Regions from separate parts of the Mus musculus genome. Here all the other regions are linked to region 1. The links are chromatin loops, found by intact Hi-C in ENCODE. Cell type or tissue: heart. All regions are shown on one strand.

What was found. A loop is a pair of places that touch in the nucleus more often than their neighbours do. Peaks named below come from ENCODE experiments on the same cell type or tissue, not always from the same donor. Only the 100,000 strongest peaks of a DNase experiment are listed, where the experiment ranks them.
Region 2: it touches region 1 in a loop (3-fold over the local background); 6 of 42 quality-filtered maps call a loop at or near these places.
Region 3: it touches region 1 in a loop (4-fold over the local background); 6 of 42 quality-filtered maps call a loop at or near these places.

Annotation. Positions count from the first base shown.
Region 1 is chr7:25,074,231-25,082,230 of GRCm38, reverse strand. It overlaps Zfp574 (zinc finger protein 574), which reads right to left and starts at 5,424. Exons shown (of 2, transcript NM_175477.5): 1 at 4,749-5,424; 2 at 1-2,696. The coding sequence starts at 2,676. It also overlaps a transcript of Grik5 not described here. In heart, a CTCF peak has its summit at 4,945; DNase peaks (open chromatin) are centred at 1,600 and 5,110; H3K4me3 peaks cover 3,162 bases; H3K27ac peaks cover 3,289 bases.
Region 2 is chr7:24,880,083-24,888,082 of GRCm38, reverse strand. Rps19 (ribosomal protein S19) reads right to left here and starts at 3,491. Exons shown (of 6, transcript NM_001360119.1): 1 at 3,416-3,491; 2 at 2,877-2,947; 3 at 2,531-2,631. The coding sequence starts at 2,947. In heart, a CTCF peak has its summit at 4,096 (motif pointing left); DNase peaks (open chromatin) are centred at 1,722, 3,822 and 3,942; H3K4me3 peaks cover 3,578 bases; H3K27ac peaks cover 3,210 bases.
Region 3 is chr7:24,899,532-24,907,531 of GRCm38, reverse strand. Cd79a (CD79A antigen (immunoglobulin-associated alpha)) reads right to left here. Exons shown (of 5, transcript NM_007655.4): 3 at 7,827-7,945; 4 at 6,231-6,299; 5 at 5,674-6,101. The coding sequence ends at 5,988. It overlaps Arhgef1 (Rho guanine nucleotide exchange factor (GEF) 1), which reads right to left and starts at 4,546. Exons shown (of 30, transcript NM_001130151.1): 1 at 4,404-4,546. In heart, CTCF peaks have their summits at 2,364 and 3,226; DNase peaks (open chromatin) are centred at 2,380, 3,211, 4,441 and 5,461; H3K4me3 peaks cover 3,625 bases; H3K27ac peaks cover 4,069 bases.

The DNA of each region.
Region 1 (8,000 bases):
TTCAGCTAGAGGGTAGATCTCAATGGCCTCCACAAGGGGCAGAGCCTCCACTGCAGTTTCCATCACAGCCAGGCCCACAGCAGCCTCCGCCTCTGCCAGCTGCTGTCGGACGGCCGCCTGGTGTTGCTGCTGGTGGGTCTTGCGGTGCTTCCAGAGATTGGAGAAGGAACGGTAGCTCTTGCCACAGTCAGGACAGGAGTAGGGTCGCTCACCCGTGTGGATGCGGCGATGTTCTGCCAGACGCATGGAGATGGCAAAGGCCTTGCCACACACTTCACACGCAAAGGGCCGCTCGCCTGTGTGTAGGCGTCTGTGGTCTTTCAGATGGGTACTCTGGCGGAAGGCCTTGCCACAGTCTGGACAGGGGTATGGCCGCTCACCTGTGTGGATGCGCCGATGGACCTGTAGTGACGTCTCTGTGCTGAAGAGCTTCTTGCACTCACTGCACTCCGGACCCCGACGCCGGGCAGGGGCTGCAGGGGCAGCAGAGGTTGTACCACTGAGGGCTGTCGGGGAGGGGGCGACTGGTGTGCGAGTGGCTCTCGAGGCCCGGGGAGCAGGAGGCTCCTTGGCTAAGACCTCTCCAGGACCCGCAGCAGCATGGGCGGCTTCATGTGCCTGCAGGCGAGCAGCAGAGCCCACTTTCTTGCCACAGGTCCCACACTCAAAGCGCCGTGGGGCCTGGGCAGCAGCGGCCGCGCAGCGATGCTCACGGAGCCGCAGTGACGAGGGGAAGGCGGCCCCACAGGATGAGCAGCGGTAGGGCTGGCGCCCAGCATGGATCACAAGCTGGTGGACCTCTAGCAGCCGGCGTAGCAAGAAGGAACGGGGGCACTCACGGCACTTGTAGGGGTACTCGCCTGTGTGGTGGTAGCGGTGCATGAGCAGGCGATAAGGGCGGTGAAAACGGACTCCGCACTCCTGGCAGCGGTAGGGGAAGTGCTGGGCATGCACCAGGCGATGCTGCCTCAGAGTGGAGCTCTGCGTGAAGGCCTTGCCGCAGTCCCCACACCGGTAGGGCCGCTCCCCCGTGTGTGTGAGCCGGTGGCGGGCCAGGTTGGCTGGTGAGTTGAAAGGCTTAGAGCAGTCAGGGCAGGGGAAGGGCCGCTCCCCAGTGTGTGTACGCAGATGGTTCCGCACATGAGACTTCTTCTTGAACATCTTGCCACAAATGCTGCACTTATGGCGCCGCTCTAGCCGGTGCACAAAACGCTGGTGCCGGGTCAGCTGCAACGCCTTACCAAACTCCCGGCTACACAGGAGGCAGCGGTAAGAGCCTGGAGCTGCAGGCTCGGCTGAACTCTCCTCACATACGGGGAGCTCTGGGGCCTCTAGCTCTCCGGTCTCTGCAGGGGCTGGCTCAGGAAAGCTAATAGCAGGCTCCTCTGGTGGAACTGGTGTTGTGGGCAAAGGGACACCTCCTGCTCCGTGGGTACGCCGGTGATAAAGGAACTTGGTGAGGTTAACAAAGGTCTTCCCACAGGGACACGAATGCAGAGGATTCGGGGTATGGGCTCGCCGGTGGGCCAGGAGGAGGGCTTCGGTGCCAAAGGCTAGGCCACAGTCTACACACAGGAAGTGAGACTCACTGCTATGGTCACCAAGGTGCTGGTCCAGACTAGAAGGGCTAGGGAAGACACGACTGCACAGGGGACACTTAAAAACACCCTCCCGGTGACTCCGAAGGTGCTGCTGTAGCTGGTGGGGTGAGAGAAAGAGCTGGTCACAGGCAGAGCAAAATAGTTCCTGGGTGGCCGCCCCACCTGACTCTCCACTGTTGTTCCTCCTTGGCTTCCGTCCCCTGCGGTCTCGCCCAATGGCCTCCCCATTTCGCAGCTCATTCCGCAGCTCATAACTGTGATCAGAGGCTGGCAGGGGTTCGGGCTGAGACACTGCTGCCTCAGTGGGTGAGGGGACCTGGGTTTCCTGCTGTGTGGCAGGCTCCGCAGCCTCCGGGACAGGAGCAGGGAAGTGGGTGGCCTGGTGCTCCAGGAAGTCAGCGGGCATCTGGAAGAGCTGGGAGCACTCGGAGCACTTGTAGAGGAGCAGCTCCACTTCTGTCACCATCTCGGTGGTGGCGGCCACAGACGGAACGGCCGCCCCCTCCCCACCCTCTTCTGCTTTTCGGTATGAATGTTCCACAGCCACTCGAGCCTGGCCCACAGGAGGGCCCAAAACAACTGGGGACCCCAAGACGACAGGAGCAGGAGCCTTGTTGGGCGTGGCTCTGAGATGCGTCTGGCGATGGCTAAGCCACATCTCTTGGCTGGCGAACAGAGCCTTACAGTCCACACACTCATAGTGGATGGCGCTGGAGCCCAAGGGGGGCACCTTGGGTGGTGGCTTGGCTGGCACTGCCTCCTGCGGTGCCATCATCTTCAGGTGTAGCTCCTGGTGCTCCAGGAGCTGGCTGGGGGACAGGAGCAGTTGCCCACACTCAAGACACTGGTACTGGCTCTCTTGGATGAGGGTCTGATATAGGCCTGTGCCTGAAGCAGCCTCTGTGGCCACTGTGACTCCAGGGTCAGCCACGCCCACCAGCTCAAAGTGCTGCTGGGGCACGTGGGAGTTCTGGTGCACAAGCACCTCCTCCAAGGATCCATAGAGCTGGTTGCACTCAGAGCAGACATAGCGGTGCTCAATGTACAGGACCGTCTCTTCACTCTCCTCAGTCATGGCAGCAGCAAGGCCCTGGGCTGAGAGGAGGGAAGGCAGCGACAAGTCAATCCTCCGGGGTATTTTATTCCATCCAACTTCTTCATTACATTTTCCCGCTCCAATGCCCTCCCTAATAATCCTCCTTGCCTGAACATAGGAACAGCCAACACGAATTTCTCCAATGGTCTTGTCCCAGGGACTTTCTCCCAAAGCTCCCAGCTCATTTAGCTTGCATTGAACACCAGCTCCTATGACCTCAATCCTCTCTATTTCCCATACCTCCAAACTGGTTCCCAAAGCCCTGTCCATCAAACAGGAACCTGTCTCCTTCCAATGCAGACTGTCCTTTGACTCCTTACCACTGCATGGGACAGTATTCCTTTGCCAAGCTACTTGCAGAATCCTCAAACACTCTCATGGCCTGTCCCTCCAAGCTGCACTCCTACATAGACTCTGCCTTCTGGCAGGCTCACAAACTTCTTTTCACACTCAGACCACTCAAGCTGGTGTCCAAGCCAACTGGTGGCACTGGTGGTCTTGCCACCCAACCTCTGCTAACCACCAATGCCCAGGTTCCTCACATCAAGTTACCCGGCTACCAAATTTTCTCTCACTGGCTGAACCCATCTCCATACTTTCCCACCTTAACCACTTCCTGATACTCAGACTCTTTAAAACAAGTTTAAACTAATCATATCAAGATCTTCTCAGCTGGGCAGTTCATGCTTTTAATTCCAGCCCTCTAAGGCAGAGTCAGGCAGATTGCTAGGAATTCACAGCCAGGCTGATCTACATAGTTAGTTCTGGGACAGGCTGGGCTACATGGAGAAACCAAAAGGGAAAAAGGCCCACCACAGGATTACCCTTTACCCGGAAGGTCCATCTCCACCAAAGTCTAATCCGTCACAGCCAGATGCGTCTCACCTTTCTGACACACCCCTAGAGTTTTCAATCACCCTTTCTCTCCACCAAGACCAAGTGTGCTGTGCTACTGCCCCAGCACACTGTCAGCTATTCACACTGACTTAACTCTAACTCATCGAGGAATGCCTATGTGCCTCCTCCCCAACCAACACTACCCTTTTTTGCATAAGGGTCCAGGCCAACCTTAATGAACTCAGCTGAGAACCCCGCTACTGAGTATAACCTAAACCTTTTTTTTCCCCTCTGAGAAAAGACCCAAATTCATCCTAACGCACTCCAGGGATTTTCAGATCCCTATTTCATACTGACTGAATTTCTCCTTTTTTGTAATCTTGGCCAGGAATAGCTGGCCCATCCTTCACAATTGCTTAACCTTTCACCTATCTCACTCAGGGTTTCCAATGTCTGTCACTTAGAAACTCCATCTGTACTCAAACCCTGCAAAAAGAGGTCCTCTTCATACTTAAACCTTCTCACCAGCAAACAACTATGGGGATACCCAAATCCCCCAGAGTTATCAATATGGTACATCCCCAAAATTCCTAGACTGCTCTCTGTAGCACACATCTCTGTCTCTCCAACTACACCCAAGATTGCTCGAATATTCCCTTTGGCCTACTTACCTGTATCTAAAACAAAACAATCCCTCCCCTCTAGCTCAACCTATTGAAACCCGTAAGAATAAATAAAGACCTCTGTCAATACTTTCCAAGCCCCACTTTCATGCGTTTATCGGTCTTCCTTGTCAGCATTACTCCGTTTTCCACACCTGATCCCTCCCTTCGCTCTAAAGATACCTCAAAAACCTCTTCTCTGCCTCAGCTCTTTCCAGGCAGAAATCGATTTTCCTCCCTGCGTTAATTACCTCCTTTCTCGGGCCAGCTCCCCACCCCGGCATCCATGAGTCCTCTAACCGTCCCCTTTCGATTCTGATCCCCATCCCAGCGCACCCACCCGTGGCCCCGATACCCCATGCAACCAGAGAGCCCTCCGGCGAGGCAGCTCTGGGACCTCCCCTTCCCGCCAAGGTCGGCCCCCGGCCTGCAGCCCGAGCCCTGCCCCTCCTCACTCAGCCCCGCACTCAACTCCAGTCCCCCATCCCACCCGCCGTCCCGGCACAGCCCCCGCCCGGCCCGCGCGCCCAACGGCCGCTCCGCTCTCCGCACCCGGGACGCGATCCTTCAGGCCTTCATCGTGCAGGCCGAATGACGCAGGCAAGCCGCCGGGTGGGGCCGGACCTCTGCGCTCCGGCGGGGACTCACCCGCCTCGGCCGTCTCGCCGGCCCCAGGCCGGGCTACGGGCTTCAGGTCCCTTTGCACCGCCACTCTAGCGCCGCGTCCTCTCTAGCGCCCGTCGTCTCGCCTGCTCCGCAGCCTCGCTCTCACCCCAGGCCGCCCTCAACAACGCTCCTCCCACCTTCCGCCTGGGCCGCTGCGAAGAACTGCACAATTCGCCCAATCATCGGCTGTCTGCCCCTGTCATTAGACCAATCGATGCTCAGGTTTCCTGAAGCCTCGACCAATAGAGCGGAGGGGTGGGATCGCGCAGCGCCCAGCCAATCCTTTAGCAATGTTCCCTCGCTGGTCGGCCTCCAGGTGGATACTACCCGCCTCTTTAATCCTCCCTGGAGGTTCTTCCTCTTCCACCTCTTCTCGGATTCCGCCTTTGATAGCTCGAAAGGGGAGCGCTGAGCGGAGAGGGCGCGATGACGTCGGGAGGCGGGACGAAGCTGGAGGCGCCATCTTGGGGGCGCCTGACAAGCTAGGCGTAGGGGATTCGGGCAGTGTAGGCTGTAGAGACACGCAAAGCCCTGGAGGCCGGCGGGTTACAGTCAAGGATCCCTGAGGGCCAGTGGCAAAAAAAAAAAAAAAAAAAAAAAGAGACACCACTCGGCGTGAATGGGAGAGGAAACCAAGCAGCAGCAGTCACACAGGGCAAAAGGAACAAAACAAGGCTTAAGACTTTTTTTTCCTATTAAGAGGATGAACGGGGAAATCGAGGAAGAGTAGAATGGAAACAAGATGTCAGGAGAGGGAGTTTAGAGGAAGAGGTACGTGACAGGAAGTGAGAAATGGAAGGAGAAAGGAAAAGCCCCGTTAGTAAGGTCCCTTGGAAGAAGCTGAGGGTGTGGGGTGGAAGACCTGAAGAAGGAAGTTTATGGGATTTGTAGTGGATCGAGTCAGTTGTTCTTGTTTTTGTTTGAGGCATGGTCTGGCTTTGTGAACAGGCTGGCCTCACAGAGATCCGCCTGACTCGGCCTCTCCTGTTTTGAGCATTAAAGGTATCTTTCCAGGTGACTGCCCTTCCACACAGTTACAGTTAAGGACCCCTAGGCATGGGAAGAATTTCCTGGGAAAACATGAAGTTCCAGGCCAGCCAGGGAGATGGTTCAGCGCGTAAAGCCACATGCTAAGCCTGATCTGGAGTTTTGATTCTGGGATCCACAGGGTGAAAGGAGAGAACTGACTCTTGTAAGTTGTTCTCTGACTTCTGCATATACCAGAGTGTGCATACATGAACATACACACACACACCTGAATGTAATATGGTAGCGAGTGACTGAAGAGATCCAGTATCCATATTTGGACTCCACACAAGTACACCACAGTTTTCAGGAAGCTCCCTCTTGAAGCCAAGGTTAAGGGAGTTATCAGAGGTGCATCTGGTTGGTCAAACTGTCCCCCGTTTCCCCAACTGAAGCTCAGAAAAACTAGGAGGGGTTTGAACACAGAACCACAGGTAGGTCTGAGTCTCCAGTTGTCACCATGTGTGTGCCCTCCTTTGGATGTCTAGCTGGATGTCTTCTTACTGGACTCCCTAGCAAGTATACCTACATGTTCTAACTAGGCTGCTTATCCTGGCCCTGGTACTTCTTAGCTGTGACTTTGGGCAAAACAACTCCACTCTGTCTCAGGTTTAGTTTTTTTTGTTGTTGTTGTTGTTGTTTTGGTTTTTTTTAGTTCTTCGAGACAGGGTTTCTCTGTATAGCTCTGGCTGTCCTGGAATTCACTTTGTAAAACAGGCTGGCCTTGAACTCAGAAATCCACCTGCCTCTGCCTCCCGAGTGCTGGGATTAAAGGTGTGCGCCACCATACCCGGCTTTTGTTTTTGTTTTTATCTCTGAAAAGGGATGCTAGTCTTTGTCCCGGGTTTTCGAGACACTAAGTAAATACTGCTATATAGAAATTAATTTTTGTTGGGCAGTGGTGGCACACACCTTTCCAGCACTTGGCAGAAGCAGGTGGATTTCTGAGTTAAAGGCCAGCCTGGTCTACAGAGTGAGTTCCAGGACAGCCAGGGCTACACAGAGAAACCCTGTCTGACACCCCCCCCCCAAAAAAGAAAATAATTGTTGAGACAGCATCTCTATGTAACCCTGAAACTCGTATGTAGTCCAGGCTGGTCTCAAGAGATCCCCCTGCTTCTGTCTGCCTGCTGGGATTAATGGCATGCATCACTACACATGGCTCGAGGACTTACTTTTAGTATCTGATTAGTATCTTGAGGTGCCTAGTGGTAACTGACATCCAAGTGTGTTAGGTGACAATGGAAATTCTGCCCAGTGCTTTTCATTCATTATTTAATTCTACCAGTCCTCTCAGAGACAGTTACCATGAGGTGCTAAGAAACAGGCCGGGAGAAGTCATGTGTCCAGGTTCCCACGGGGAGAGAAGAAAGCCATCATTCCACCCCAAGAGATGGTTCCCTAGGTCTATACTCAGTTCCCCGGTGGGTGGATTGTTTGGGATCAAAGGGTGAATGGTTGACTTCAGGAAGAGCAAAGCAAAGGATGGGGGAAGGGAAAGGGGGAAGGGGAAGACAGCAGATTTTTAAAGTAAAAGATTAAGGTAGGAGGTAGTGAGCCCTAAGGTTTGGGCCTAGCTGTTTGCTAGTGTAGTTTGGATTTGCCCTTGGGGTGAAATCGCCTGTGTAGGAGCCCAAGTGCAGACCAGACTGAGCTCTTGGCAGGCTCTGGGCCTGCAGGTAGTGTTTTGTTCCTGCTGAGGCCCCCTTTTCCCTCTTGAGGTCCCAGCTTAGCTTCTCAGGCTCCTCTCTCTAAAACCGCTCGGGCATCCCAACTTAATTTGGGCTGCCTACGTCCTTTCTCTGCAGAGGAAACCTGTTCGGGTCAGACACTGTGCTGTGGTAGCACTGGACTGGACCTTTTGGGACAGATTATGTTTAGAGAGGGTGGATAATACCATCCCTGGATCAGCAAAGATACGGAGAGGCAGGCATGAAGTACTGGCCTCAGGCTTGGCTAGAACGGAATGTGGGTGTTAAGGAGACTGTGGATGTTAACCCTAGAAGGATAAAGAGGCATGGACAAGTTTGGTGGTCCTACAGGGTCAGATATATTATGTCACATGTTGTTGGGCATGTCCCACGAAGTCAGAGCTCACCAAGCCAGACCTGC
Region 2 (8,000 bases), 190 kb after region 1:
CTGTGGTGGGCACCTCAAAACTTGTAATGTGCCTTGCCTCAACCATGGGTCGAGCAAGGATTATTGTCCTGTGGGCACTCTTCTGGCCTATCAAACCAGCGTCAGGAAAACCCAAGGCACTGAGCTGAAGCCGTGCCATGCATTCTTCACATCTGCAAGCTACACAGTAGCCAAGAGCCGCATGGTACTGGGGCCCCAGGCAACTTCATTTTAGGGATGAACAGCCCTGTGACAGACTCAGCTCATCTACTACTGCCCAGGTTCCATTTAGCATTGGACTGGCACCCAAGACATTGCCCCCACAGCTTGTCTCTGTTCATTTTGCTTTAATTTTTAAAAAACCCACAGCCCGTATCAGTGTCAGGATTAACAGCCATTTCCAACCTTTTTGCAAGGTGACATCACCAACAACCCCAATCTTAAAGGCCCACTCAAATGCTCTATACCTCTCTGCTCTTCCTCAGGGTGGGGAACCTTGGTCTCACTAGGCTGCCTGGACACAGTGGGTGCTTGAATCTCAGCACATCACCAAAGAACTAGCCAACTGCAAGCACAGCGGACAAACGGAGGGAATCACAACAAGGCTAAAAGCTTCTGCAATGGGGATTCTAGCCGTCCTTTCCAGCACCACATAAAAATCATCTCGTGGGAAACCACCTGCCAACTAATTACAAGGCATGGGCCTGCCATTCCAGAGCTTGTGTGCACTCCTTTTGACTGAATAAAGAACTATTTAGAGGCTGTAAGCAGCAAGACAGCCTATTTCTTTTTATTCTCCTCTTCAACAAGACCTGGCTCTGGCACATTTTAAAGGCACAACTTTAGATAAAGCCCCAGAATTGCTGCTCAGGAGGGGCTGGCACCTTGGATTTGAACTTACTTGCGAAGACCAAGGTTTCATGAAGCACTGCAGCCTAACAACAACAGAAGAAACTTGTGCTAAGAGCAGGGTGGGGACCCCACCCTGACCACCCCGTCTTTAAGTGTGGGATGAAAAACCTTGTATGTTTCCCTCCCCAATGCCTTCATGTTAAACTTCTGTGGAAAAATCTATTCTCCCAGCCCTAACTCACCCTCCCTTTGGTTCTCCAACGGAAGTGGTCCCCTACAAATGTCACTCTCCCAACAAGCCCCCTGGTCCTAACACAGGAGGCCCATGGAGCCTTTTCTCAGGACCTAAAACATGAGCCTGTTTCCCCACTGCACTCCAGCCCCAAAAGCAAGTGACAGAACAAGCCAGCTCATTATCCAGACAAAACTACAAACATAGTCTGAAAACTAACTTTGAACAGAACTAGCCTATCTTCGAAGAAAGTAATGCCACCTCTGTACCCCCCTTTTCAGTGTTATGACAAACGGCTACAATTTGGTAAGAGCCTGAGCTTTTTGATCAAACCAGACAGGAACCCATTAGACCCCAGAATGCTGGGGTCTTCCTGTAGCTCAGCCCAGCCCCCTCAGCATTGCCTTGGTCTCTCAAATTCTGGGAATACAAGCTCACACCAGCAGGTCTGGCCCCAAACTGCTTCTGCTCCAGAAGTGCTGGAATCAAAGGCAAAAGGCACCTGGCTCGATTCCATTTCTTGCTAACCCCATCCTGCTTGGGACACAGCTCAGTGTCTGGCGGGCCCTGGATATGGCAGCCTCCCCCCACAGCAGCTGTGGAAACTAGACAACCAACCCTGTCCACAGCAAGTACACCACTCTACCCAGAGAAACCCAACAGTCTTCCTCTCGCAACTCCACAGCCGCCCTAACCTACCACCTGAAGCACTGTCAACACCACTGCACGCTTGCTTCCAAGAGGGGGTGTGAGGTGCACACCTCAGCTAGGCCTCACCACCCTTCCCTACATCACCCTCCTTAAAAACGTGCTGGCAGGTGGAAGCACCGACCTTTTCCCACACTGTGGAATTGACCTTTTGGTTTTCAGAGGCTGTGTTGAGTCATGGTGGTCCCTGTGCCCATGCCAAAGCCTGAAACAAAGTGGATCCCGTGGACATTTAATATTAACTTATAAACTGCTTCACGGTCTTAAGCGAAGAGGAACTTACTTCCCACGACCAGGGGAATTCTCAGGCAGGGCCCCCCCCTAGCAAAGGCCTGGCCATGAACTGCAACCCTGGCACTACCCAGCAGAAAGAATCCTGCTCCCCTAAAGACTAGAGACAACAGGATGCACAAAGCACCCAGGCAGGATCCAGAGAGACCAGAGGGGCACCCCAAAGTTTTCTTTGGGCACCAGATCTGTAAGTTTCCTTTATAACAGGAGTGGCACTCCCGACCACTCAACCAAACAGGAGTTGACAGTTGTTCAAATCTAAATGCTATAACCGTGGACACAGAAAGCTGTTAAGACTCTCAAGTAAGCAAAATATGGACACTCATTTGCCCTCAGATTTCCTTTCTAGTTTAAAGCTACAGCTATTCAATAATGAGGTCTGTCTCCTGGTGTAGATGGGAGGGGAAGACAGGGTCCCTGCCTGGGGTCGCCCAGGTTCCCACTCCCAGCCAAAGCCTCAGTTCTTACCAGCTCGTGTGTAGAACCAGTTCTCATCATATGGGGCAAGCTCTTTATGTTTGGCCAGCTTGACTGTGTCCACCCATTCGGGGACTTTCAGCTTCCCGGACCTAGAACCAAGAGAATTGAGAAAAAGCACACTTCAAAAATTTCCAAAGATGACTTCAGATCTACTAACCTTTAGCAAGTTAACAAGGTTGGGGGAAAAAAAAAGCAAGAACGAACAGGTTAAAAAGGAAGCATGGTCACCGTAGGCCCAATTCAGAAAAGACCCCCAGCAAGTGGCCAGAGGGATTAATGACACATTGGGGTCACAGCGCACAGGGGTCAGGCCTCAGTTCCAACAAACACTTACTTTTTGAGGAAGGCTGCCAGAGCTCTGACGAACTCCTGCTGGTTAACGTCTTTTACAGTAACTCCGGGCATCTGAGGAAGGGACAAGCATGCCGAGGTCAGGCTTGGTGCAAACCCCTGACGTGGGTCCAGGTCAACACCAACCCTGCTCGTCGCCAGTCCACCCCAAAGCCTCAGCATCCACCCAGCCTCATGTCCCTGCAACTCGGCTCCTGCAGGTCCAACAGAGTTGCCGGGTGCACACGCCACGCGGATCGCAGCACCGCGGCGTGGTGACCGCGTGGGAGAGCCCTCCACACCCCGCTCCCTCAAGCCCACGTTCCGGGCGTCCCACTCACCCCTCCGCTGCCCACCTAACCCTCCGGGCTCCCGGATTGCGGCGATCAGGCATGTCCGGGCCTGCCGCTCGCACGTGGCCGCGGCTCCAGAGGGCGGAGCGACCCCGCGCCGGGCTTCCCGCGGTCCCGGCACGAGCTCTTGGGGCCAGAAAGCCCGGCCCCGTGGCCCCGCGCACAGCCGCGACCCAGAGCCCTCACTCACCGTGCGGCCTCCGCGCTGCCAGCCAGGGGAAAGGGAACGACGGGGTTTCCCGGGCGCACAAGTCGGGCGTCGAGTCTCGCGAGATTTCGGAGTGCTCGCGAGAGCGGCTAAACCAGAGGGCTCCGCCTTTCTGAGGGCGAATATGGCTTCATCTCCACCCAAAATGGGCGGGTCTGTAAGAGGAAGGGGTGGAGAAGCCAAGAGAAGGGACTCGGGAGGAGGATAAGGGATCTGGTTCCTCTTTCCGTTTCCTTGGGCGTGACCGGAGCGAGCTGGGGGAGTCGGCCTTCATTTGAGCCTTGTGTGTCTGGCGGGAACAAGGAGGCGGAAACTTTTGAGGGCGGAAGTGCGGGCGAAGTTGAGCGCGCACGAAAGGAAGGCGGGATTCAGCGCAAGACCCTGCTTCCTGGCCGGAAATGGGAATAGTTACGGGCGGAACCGTGACAGGCAATCCAGGGAAAAGGCACTATGACATGTGGCCACCACCACCTTTTGTGCTAGCATTAGCATTCGCGAGACCAAGAGATACACGGAAGCCCCACCCTTCTTTGGGCGGAAGTTGCTTCAGCTCCATTGACGCTCGCGGAGAGGAAAGAAGGCGTTGGGAGCGGGGAGGAGATTAGGGCGGGGACAAAGGGGTAGAGGCGGGCCCTTGGTGGAGGTTCAGCTCCGCCATCTAGTGCCGGAGTCTGGTTGTTCAGACCGTTAGTCTCCTCGTTTGCCTCTTCTGAGTCATCCAAGCTGACCTGTGCAACTTTATTATATCTGTACCTACCCACCCACCTACCTGCCTATCGTTTGTTGTTTTGAGACAGGATTATCATTAATTTATTTAGCCAAGACTGGCCTGGGACTTTTTATCTAAGGCTGGCTTTGAACTCATGATCCCCCAGCTTAATGCTACGGGAGTGTGTCACTACGCCAGGCTCTCAGTACCTCCCACTCCCACCCCGCAGCGCAGCGCATAAAATATTTGAGGTTGTGTTGCATCCAGACAAATATTATTTAAGATAGAAAAGAGAGGAGGGGCCGGGCGTGGTGGCGCACGCCTTTAATCCCAGCACTCAGGAGGCAGAGGCAGGCGGATTTCTGAGTTCGAGGCCAGCCTGGTCTACAGAGTGAGTTCCAGGACAGTCAGGGCTACACAGAGAAACCCTGTCTCGACCCCCCCCCCCCCAAAAAAAAAAAAGAAACGAGGGGCATTGTGATGGTTCGCTCACTAGGTAGAAGTTCTCCCATACGAGCCTGATTGACCTGATACGATTCTTTGAACCCATCACGGTATAAGAACTAACTACAGAGTTTTGTCCTCTGACTGCCACAGGTGCGTCTCAGAGAAGGGTGTATGTTCACATATCGCACCCTCTTTATACACATACTAAGACTTAAAATTAGAAAAAAATATTAAAAAGAAATGAATTATCAATACATAAGTGAAAAGTTAAGCCAGTTTGAGGGGCCGGAGAGACAGATGGCTCAGCAATTTCAGAAAATCTGACTTCAGTTCCAAACACCTACACTGGAGGGTCACAGTAGCTTGTACTTTCATCTCCAGAGGATGACATGTCCTCTTCTGGCTTCCTCGGGCACGTGCACTCATGTATGTACATATGCAGACACATACACACAAAAGTAAATTTAAAAAAACCTTAAACACTTAAATGGCCTGGGCATAGTGATGCACACCTACGGTCCTAACACTCAGGAGACACAGGCAGGAGGATTACAGCAAATTCGAGGTCAGATTGGTTTACATAATGAGTTCTAAGGCAGCCAAACCAGAACAGCACCAATACAAAAACCATGTATGCGACCAGTAAAGTGCACTTCTGGGGATGTCTGTGAGTGTGAGGACGCTGACAGAATCAATGGATTCACAAATAGGATGCTGCTGGTGAGAGGCTGTGGGAGGTGGAAGATGGGCTTAGCTGGAGGAATGGTTAGAACTGGGAACTCTTCTTCTCTTGCCTGGGGTCTCTTATCTGTGTGGTAGTCCTAGCTCCTCAGCAGGACACACCCAGCATGACAGTGATTTGCTCAAGGACATGGGGCCATGTGGCAATAAACCAGTCCCTTTCCAAACTGAGACAAATGAATAAATCCTTGGGTTGTTTCTATCTGGCATTTGGTCATGGTGACACATGACACATGTTGTGTCAATGGGGATGAATCCTGTGGTAGATGCATGACTTTGGTGTAAGGTCGATAGAGACGCTATTCGAGGAGTTAATATGAAGAAACCTTTTTTTTCCCCATTACTTTCCAGGTCAGCACACACAGCAGTGGGTTCCACCATGGTATTTTCACGCATGTGTGTCTTTTTACACTGTGCCCGCTCATGTCCCCTTGACGCTCCTGCTGGTTCCCTTCCTCCAGCTAGTGAGTCCCTTCTATTTCTGTTCCTAGATTCCACTGCTCTACTTCCCACCTCCCTTAAGATCTCTTCCTCCCATTTTATGACCCCACTTTCTAACTTCATGATCCCTCTCCCCCATGTAAGTACAAAAGCATGATTTTAAATCTAGGTTCTGTACACACACTTTTTGTCTTTTTCAGTCTGGCCAATTTCATTTAACATAATCGTTTCTAGTTCTGTTCATTTTCCTGGAAATGTTATGACCTTGTTTCCTCCTCTTCTTCCTCCTCCTTTTCCTCCTCTTCCTTCTCTTCTTCTTGTTTTGTCTTAAGACAGGGTTTCTCTGTGTAGCCCTGGCTGTCCTGAAACTCACTCTGTAGGCCAGGCTGGCCTTGAACTCAGAAATCCACCTGCCTCTGCCACCTGAGTGCTGGGATTAAAGGCGTGTGCCACCACGCCTGGCCGAAACACTACTTTTTTGTAAAACTAAAAGTAAGCAGAATTAAAAAGAATGGCTTGAGGCAGGAAGCTGATATTACAGTGGCTGGACCTGAGTAGACTGAGTAGGAACACCGTTCCCAAGGCGCTGTAGAGAATGAGGTCGCTCATCATTTACTCGGAGTCCCCCAGAGAGACACTGCACAATAGGCCTGTCCTCTTTGAACAATTATTCTGGGGGTTGGGGACACAGCTTGACACTAGCCTGGCTTAGAGTGATCAAACTGGTACCTCTAAGGAACATAAAGGCCTAAAGAGCTTAACACAGGTACCAAGTTGGATAAAAGGACAGATCTTGCTTTGGGGAAAAGCTCCGGACCTCGTGAGGGTCTACATAGGGTACCGTCACTCTCTACAGAGCATGAACATAGCGTTGCACGGCTAGCTATCCAAGGAGATGGGTAAGTGTGAGCCTACAAGAGTCAGGACAGGAGTTGAGCGTAGCCTGGATGGAATAGGTGTTAGGAGGTCATTTTTCTGCCTGGACTCCAAGTGTGGTCAGAAGTGGGCCACGTTCCTGTAGGGCTGGAGTGACCAGAATGTGGATTTTTCAAAGGACAGAATGTAATATGTACTCTTGAAACAAAACTTGGGTTGTTGTGGGGAGGGGCAAGGAGGGCACTTCACGGTTGGAAACTTATTGGTTTTTTCTGTAGAGCATCAAGGCAGAAGCTTAGCAGCTCAACACTCAGATCAGGCGCCATCCTTTCCTGCTCTTTGGTGGCAGCCACAGGGAAGTGGCCAGTCGGGAAAGCAGTGTTCACAGTCCACTGGCTTCAAGAGGCCTCAGGGCTCCCCAGCATCAGATGAAGGGATCCACTCAGAGAGGTGTCAGTGTGGAAGCCAGAGCAGTGTGTGTGTGTGTGTGTGTGTGTGTGTGTGTGTGTGTGTGTGCATGCGCCACTGTGCCCAGTTTGGGGTAGAGTCTCTATTGTAACCCTGTATAGACCAGAACTGTATACAGTATAGAACTCTCTGTATAGACCTTGAAGTTATAGGGGTTCACCTGCTTCCTCCCAGAACTGGGGAGTGTTAGGATTAGAAGCTTGTGGCACCATACAAAGTTAAATTCCTCCCTGTTCTCAAAGCTGACCTCTGCGCCTTTACCACACTCCCTCAGGCACCCTTTGGGGGTCCACATGATTTGAAAATGACTTGGCTAGTTAATGGTGTGGAAAGCCTTGCTAGGTCTGGCTCGGAGACGAGGAGGGTCCCATAAAAGTGAGAAGTCCTCCTCTCTGCTTCCTCCCCTGTCATTTATTTAAAAGCTATGCACCGCAGCTAACTGCTGCTTTACACTAACATAAACCTTTCTCTTAACTAGCTGATGGGTGGGCGGGATGCATGCAGCAGTGTGCAAGTCAGAGGGTAACATGCAGTTGGCCTTCTACCTCAGTAGGTTCTGGGGCTGGAGCTCAGGGTGGGCTTAGTGGCAGGGCTTTCTTCTCAGAGCCTTCTCGCAGCTGTCCACTCACTTCCCTTTCTTATACCTTTTTCTGTTATCCTTTTTGGCTGTGTGACCTTCACACACTGGGGACCCTTCATTAGCCCCAAGCAGCAGTCTTAGCTGAGTTGAGTTTGCAGTGCTTCCCTGCCCTATGCCTGTGTGGGCTCAGTCATCTGTCACCGGAAGACCAGGGCACTGCTAGCCAGCTTAGGCAGGTCTATTAAAGGGCAATCGTATATCTAAGTTATCACAGGGAGGGACTGAAGGCATGAGGCTGGCTTTAG
Region 3 (8,000 bases), 170 kb after region 1:
GCGGGGTGGGCGTGTGCTGGAGGCCAGGAGCATGGGTCCATGGGTGGGCTGGGTGGCTGTGGGTAAAACCACTAATTTGGGTCACTAAAGAAGGAAGGACCAGGGACCCAGAAGGCTGGCTAGCCCTCAAGGGGGAGGGACTTTGGCACAAGCAAAATTAAAAGCACAGCCCTTAGGAGAAGGTAGGAAGAGTAGGGGAAGGTGATACACTGTGATCTGTGGCGGGCCTGGGCCAGGATGTTGCCTCTGAACCCACCAGCCCCATTTCCTGTGACAGGAAATGTCAATGGTGAACCCCCAACCTCCAACGCCCTCTACACGAGAAAACAAAACCGAGTCCCTCTCTGTCAGACACACTGAGCTCTTGGGCCCCATGGTTCCCTACAGTTCCCAGCTTTGGTCCCTGAAAGATGATGGAGGAGGTGGGGCTCAGCAGCCTGCCCTCAGGGGCATGCTGCTCCCCTTCAATATGAATCCGGGACTCCACCTCTCCTCCCAGACCTACCTCATCCTTCCTATCACCTCTGCTGGCCCCTCCTCTGCCTCCCTATCTCTCCTCCCCCACCCCAGGACAGCTGTCCTTCCACAGCTGGTGTTGGTTCGGTCCAGCTCCACACTGCATCTCTATCCTCTCTCCCCATCCCATCTTCCCTCTACTCTCCCTTTTCATCAGCATCTTCCAGACCCTAATTAGTCTGACTAATGCTGTGTGGATCAGTGTCAGGAGGGAAGGAATGGTGGAAAGAGTGTGGGGTGGACCAGTAGGGGGCGGGTCCCCACACCCCAAAGCTATTTATAACTCTGGCTGCCCGAGACCCGCCCTTCTCCCTCTTCCAGGAGCCTCCTCCCTAGCACTCAATGAACCGTTGCTATGATTCTGATTTCTGCCAAAGATGCTTTCTGTAGTGTCCAGAAGTCATGGCCGGGGGTTCCACCAAGCAGGCATCATTTGTACTCTTCCTCAGAAGCTGGATCTGTCCACCATAAAAGCTCAGCTAATGTCAAGATGTGAACACTGGTGAGCGTTTAATAAATACACTTGCCAACAAAGTCAGCTTATGAGAAACAAGCCCATCTAGTGCGTAAGAACTGTTCTGGGTATATCAGCTCAGTTTTTGCTTTTCTTTTTTCTAGACAGGATCTCACTCTGTAGACTGGCCTCAAGCTTGCGGGCATCCCCCTGTCTTGGTCTCTTGAGTTCTAGTATTATTGGAGAGAAGCACTCTGTCTAGTCCCATCAACTGCAATACCTCCCCAACTACAAGCACTCATCCCCTGAGAAACAAGATGCCTTCAAAAACCACCCTTTCCAGCCAGCCAGACCTTCTAGGTTAGAAGCCATGATCACAGACCAGGAACTCCCATGCTCATCTCAGTTAGCAGGAAATATACTCACCTGACAGACCCCAAAGGAGCCAAGGAGGGCTTGGGGATGTAGCTCAATGACAGAATGCTTGTTTGTCCTTCCTTCCTTCTATTCTCTCTCTCTCTCTCTCTCTCTCTCTCTCTCTCTCTCTCTCTTTCTTAGACAGGAGACAGGGTTTATCTGTGTAGCCCTGACTATCCTGGAACTCTGCAGAGCAGGCCAGCCTTGAATCAAGAGAGTCACTTGTCTCCTCCTTCCCAATGCTGGGATCAAAGGCGTGTGCCACCATACTGGCCTGTACACATCATTCAGAGTGGCCCCCGTAACTCTCACGCTTAAATCTTTATTAACTCCCCCCCCCAAGAAAAGAGAAGCCAAGGGAGGTACGAAATTTTAACAAATTGTCACCAGAAGACCCTGACTCTCTTGTTCACAGTTCACATGCATTGCCTCCACACTCCCCATCACAGTAATAAGGAACAATGGCTGACACTCACGTGTTCTCAGTATGTGTCAGACACAGCAAAGACAGCACACACAGGCTTAGTTTCTATGCAGGGTTCAGGGTCTGTCTACAGATGTTAATGAATTTAATCCTCTTACTGACCCAATGAGGCCAGCATTATTTTGGTTTGTTTTAGGAGAGGAGGGTGTCACTATTATTCTTATTGCTGATTTACAGGAGGGGGAAATTGAGGCATGGCTTATGAGAGTCAGAGCCAGGATTCAGGTTCAGGCAGTCTGGTTCCACAGTTTAAACATTCAGCACACAACACTGCTACACACACACACACACACACACACACACACACACTTTGACCTTGGAATACTAAAATGTGCATCTATTCTGAGATACATCAGGTCTGATGGTGCCTGGAAAGGTCATGTGGCTGCCGTGACTTCTGCAGACACCCAGGATGGACCCAGCAGCTCCAGAAACCTGGGCTCAAAGAGGATTTGAAAAGTAGACATAGGTAAAGCTGGCAAAATGAAGCAACTGACAAAGTCCACTACTGTCCGGCAGAGGGAGCATTTTGCACTTGAGGCTCTGGAGGTGGGGTGGACAGGGGAAGTCAGGGCAGGTTTAGGTCTATGCAGTGTGTGTGTGTGTGTGTGTGTGTGTGTGTGTGTGTGTGTATGTGTGTGTGTGTGTGTGGGGGGGTCCTGAAGAAGTAAACACATAAAGGCGCCTGGGTCCTAAGGGCTCACATTCAACAAGCCTTTGGACTGGATTATTTAGGTCTCCAAGAACTTCTGGGAGCCTTGAAAAAAACTACGAGGGCCCTGGAATGTATACAACCCCACATTCTATTTGACATATAGTGGGCCTCAAGAATCCAGAGAGATGGTGATTCTAAAGGGAAAACTAATGGTTTATGGGACCTCGATAGTGGTGTGTGGTGGGTTCTGTAGGGCCCTGCCTTGATCTATGAGAAGCCTATGCTTATGTTAAAAGCCAGGTCTCCGTGAAAGGCTTCCTGAAACCTGGAAGGTATGTGAGCTCTTATTGACCTATGTAACGTGGCGGGTCTTCACGAGCCCTAAATCTTACGTGGGACGTGGCTGATCTACAACAGGCGCTCACTAATTCTGCAGCGGTGGTGGTGTGGGTGGCAGGGAAGACGTGTGGGGTCAGGTTTCACGGCAACCAAGGGCTGCCTATCTCACCTGTCGGATGGGAAGAGAAGCAAGCCACTGCAGCCTCAGGAACCGAAGCCTCCGCGCTCGAGCTCCAGGTTCCCCCACCCGTGCCGCAGAGTCGCTCTAGCCGAGCCAGAGGCCGCCTTTGCGTCCAGCTCCACTCCTCCCTCCGGCCGCTCTAGCCCGCCTCCTACCGCTCTCCGGCCTCGGCAACTCCACTCCTCCTGCCGGCGGGTATCGCAATACACGGCGCCACGCTGGCCCGATAGGGCCGCTCTGGTCTGCCTTGGAGGACCCTTGTTTCCGTATTTCGACTGCCCCTGTCACTCTCCTGGGCCCCGCCCCCTTAGCAGGAGTGGTGCATGGTTCCATTGCCTGGTTAGGGCTCAATCTCGGAGAAACTTCAAGTCGCTCAGGTCCTAAGCACCTATCGGGACCTCACATGAGCTCTACCTCCCCAACTCGGACCTATTAAATTCCAAATGCTTGTATACCCTCTGTCACCACTGTCAACTCCTCCCGCTGTAATTGGAAAGAAAAAACAAAACAAAAACAGAACCCCCTCACATAGATAGACACACACACACACACACACACACACACACACACACAAACAAAAGCATAAAACACTCATGCGCTCGAGCATATATTTTCTTCTGATAGACTAACCTGCAAAATGCAATGACTTCCCTTTAGGCCTCAGTCTTCCCATCTGTTCAATGAGGATATGTTTCCGGTTCTCTCCCCTACAGCCATCTCCCAGAGTATAATTAATACCACAGAGAGGGTAAGGAAAAAAGCTTTCTGAGACGTGTTTAACGCTCTGTAAGTCTCGGCTTTAAAATGTACTGCAGAGATATTTGTTTATTTTAGGGAGCTCTAATCAAGCATCCATGATCGCAGGGACAGCTCTTTACAGGAAACAGCTTTGAGTTCAAGTCCCAGATGCTCTGTCCCTACGACAAGGCAGTCCGACTCCCTGGGCCTCAGTTTCCCTGCTGATAAATGAGTGTTATCGTTCTTCGCTGGGAGCCTGGATCTCTACCTACTTGTGCTCTCGACAAGTGCTCTCTCTCTCTCTCTCTCTCTCTCTCTGTTTTGTTTTGTTTTTTTTTTTTTTTTTCTTTTGAGGCAGGTTCATGCTAGGTCGCCCAAGCTAACCTCGAACTCATGGCAATCCTCCTGTCTCTGCTTCCCAACTCCTGGGATGACAGGCGGGCGCCAACGCGCCGGGTTTTCTCTTTGCTCTCTTTGACAGATGAGAAAACCGAGGCCAGAGAAAGGCGGCTGCAGGTTCACTGGGCGCACCCTGGGAGGCCCTCCGCGCCCGGTCCCCTCCCTGCTCCTCCCTGCGGCGGCTGGAGGAGGAGGCCGGGCGGGGCCAGGGACAGTGTACCTGGTGTCCGCGCGGGGAGGTGACCGGCGAGGCGCCCGAGGTCGGGCTCGGGGATCCCGGGCCCGGTGTCCCGACTCCGGCTTCCTGGCTCTGGCGGGCAGGAAGTCGGGGCGTTTTTCCGGAGCCCCCGCCCGCCGCCCCTCCCCGCTTCCTGCCCGCGCCCCGTGCCCGCCCGGCACCTCGGCTTCCTTCCCCTTCTCGCCGCCCGCGCGGCTCCTCCTTTCCCCGCGGGCGCGTCCCCACCCGGCCCCGCCCGGCTCCCCTTCGCCTTTGTCCGCCTCCGCCGCCCTCCCTGCTGTTGCCCAGCTCCTGCCCTGGCCCTTACTCTCTCTTTCTCTTAGTTTGCGACAAGGGCTCCCTATGTAGCCCTGGCTGGCCTCGAACTTGTTGTGTAAGGCGGGCTGGATTCGAACTCAGGTGTCTCTGCTTCTGGAGTAGAGAGATTAAAGCTAAAGGTGCGCGCCACCACCCTGATCTCTTTTTCGAAGCTCGAAGGCCTTCCTGCCCACAAGGTCAGGGGCCCATCCAGGCACTCCTTGCTTTCTGGCCTCTGTTGCTTCTCCCTGCTGCAGCTCCTCTGTGCCTTGATCACGCTGGGCCCATTTCTTGCTGTTGGCTGTCTCTCTCATGCTCTGAGATTTCAGGCTTTGTCCTTTCCTCAACTGTTATTATCAGGCCAGCCAGTTTGTGTCTGCTTCTTCCTTTGGCTATTTATCTCTGCATCCTTGTCTCTGGGGATCCCACTGAGTCTCCTCTTGGCCTCCTGTCTTTTAACAACCTGAGTCTGCTCTTCCCATCCCAATGACTGTCACACCACTCTAGCTCTCTCTGTCATCCCCCTCCCCCCGGTTCTTGACAGAAACTCTCCAAATCTGCCTTATGCAAGTGAACCCATGAGGGAATTAGGCCCCACTCCAGAAAATAATATCTTGTGTTCTCAGAGTTTAAATATAGGTAAAAATTTGGTAACACCCGGGCTGGTTCCCCCTTGCTTTGGGACATGAGGAGGGTGAGGCCCTATAAGGGAGATAAACCAGCATTTCAATTGGGGTGGGGACTTCCCCAAGAGACTTCCTGTTATTTTGGGGGGAGGGGGTTGGGGAAGACAGACAGCAAGAACTGTCTGGTCCCAGATCTCAGAAGTGGTCAGGTGAGAACTTGAACCTAGAATCCTGGGTCTGAGGGGGGAGGGGACTTGGGTTTTCTGCTCCTGGTTCCCTGGCAGTGTTGAGGAGCAGTCTACATGAGATCCATGACTCCTGCCAAGGGCTGCTTTGGGAAGGATTTATTATCACTTAAGTGGCCATGACAGATCTGGGAGGAGGGGGGGTGACACTAACGAGGCTGCTGTAATCAGCTCCCCTAGAGGCAGCGATTAAGGGCTCATTACCCACTAGAGAGGGAGCTGGACTTGGGGAAGGACAAGATTAGGTGGGAGAATAGGGTGGGGCAGCCTGGAGGCAAGGGTAGGCCACTCGAGTGGCTGGAGCAAGCACTGGGAAGGGGGGACTCCAGGGGAAGAGTGGGGAGGCAGGGATGCTGGAGTCAGACATATGGCAGGCAGGGAAGGGTGGGACATGTCAGTCATGGCTTTTCCAGCTGGGCATCTCCAATGTGGAGGTTGCCCACATCCTGGTAGGTGCCCTGGAGTCCCCTGGAGATGTCCTCATACATAGAACAGTCATCAAGGTTCAGGCCCTGCAGGGGTCAGAGAGGAGACATCAGTACCCTGACAGCTGGAGCCCCAGCGTCCAGTCAACTCCAGGGTGAGACTCAAGGCAGACACCACACCCCATGCACCCGACGCCTGCTGCAAACAGTGCTTACCTCATAGAGATTTTCATCTTCATAGTCATCTGGCATGTCCACCCCAAACTTCTCATTTTGCCACCGTTTCTACAGAAGGGGATGAAGTAGAAGCGACGTTTAGCAAGGAGGGAGGTGAAGGGTTTTTAGACTGTCTCCTACTAGCAAGTGCTTTATCAGAAAGAGTGAGGGATACTGTGCTCCCCACCATCAAGGCAGATCCCACCATCAGGATCTTGGCAGATTCTAGTCTCTGCCCCTCTCCTCTCTTTCTTTTTATGGGCCTCAAACTTTAAGCAATCTCCCTGTCTCAAGTGGACTGCTGCACCTCCCTGCCACTCCACTGATGCTCTGAGGATCTCTATCTAGCAAGAACTACCTGGGAACTCAGTACGTGGACCAGGCTGGCCTTGGCTCCCGAGAGATCCGCCTGCCTCTGCCTCCTGAGTGCTGCTAGGGTCAAAGCTGTGCACCACCATGCTAGCTCTCTACTGCTCCTCAATGACAAGCAGAACGGCGAGCAGGGAGTGAGTGGTGCTGGACATCTGTAATTCCAGTGCTTGGCAAACTGAGGCAGGAGGATTGGGAATTCCAGACCAATATGATCTATAGAGTGAGTTCTAGCCCAGCCTGAATTACATAGCAAAATGCTGTCTAACCCTCCCCACAAAAACAAAACAAAACACAAAACAAAAATTAAAACAAACAAAAATAAAACTGGTGGTGCCACCTGCCTGTAATTTCAGTGCTTGGAAGGTAAAGAGGAATCAGGCCAGCCATGGTGATATAGCAAGTTTGAGGCTAGCCTAGACTAATATCTAGCTTTAAAAAAATAAAATAAAATAAAGTAAAATAAAAACTGAAAGCAAAGAAAGTCCAGATGATAGCTCAAGCTGGTAAGTGTATTGCCATGCAAACCTGAGGATATGAATTTGGTGTGCGGAATCCCACAGTGGGAGGAAAGAATCAACTCCTGAAAGTTGTTCTTCGACCTCCACACTCAACATGCCCACGTACACACTAAGACATAAATAAAGTGCAGGGCGATAGGGGTGCACAACTGTAATCCCAGCACTCAGGAGGCAGAGGCAGGTGGATCTCTGTGAGTCTGAGGCCAGCCTTATATCTAGGACAGCCAGGGCTACACAGAGAGACCCAGTCTTGGGGGGTTAGGTGGTGGGGAAAAGAAAAAGTTAAAGAAAGGAAGAAGGGCAGGCATGGTGGCCCTTTAATCCCAGCAGCACTTGGGAGGCAGAAATAGGCAGATCTCTGTGAGTTCAAGGCCAGCCAGGGCTACATAATGAAGCCCCAATGTGGGTGAAAAATGTTGTCTTCTGGCCTAAGGAGACGCAGGGGCTCTGGGAGGACACACCTTCTTCCCTTGTCTTGGCTGCATTTGCAGGGGACTCCCGTTGGCGGGCCAGAAGTGAGAGGGTTTCTATGAGGGCCGTGGGGACACGCTGACCCCCCTGGGAATCCTTTTGGTGGTTATTCCCAGCCTCCCAAACTTGGAAGGACAAACCTTGGAATTCAGAGGACCAGCTGGACACTGGGAGTCACAGTCCAGGCCCAGGTAAGCCAAGATGACTTGAGGGGTGTCACTTGGGGGAGACTCACCCTGAATAGCAGCAGCGTCCCTGGCACCACTGCACAGAACAGCAAGATGATCCCTTCTGCTGTGATGATGCGGTTCTTGGTACCTTCCCCCATGTCCAGGAAGGGCCTAGGGACTGGATCTGTGAAGACAGGGTGCTGCTCAGCATTCTGGTGTCCCTTCTTCTCCCAGCCCTG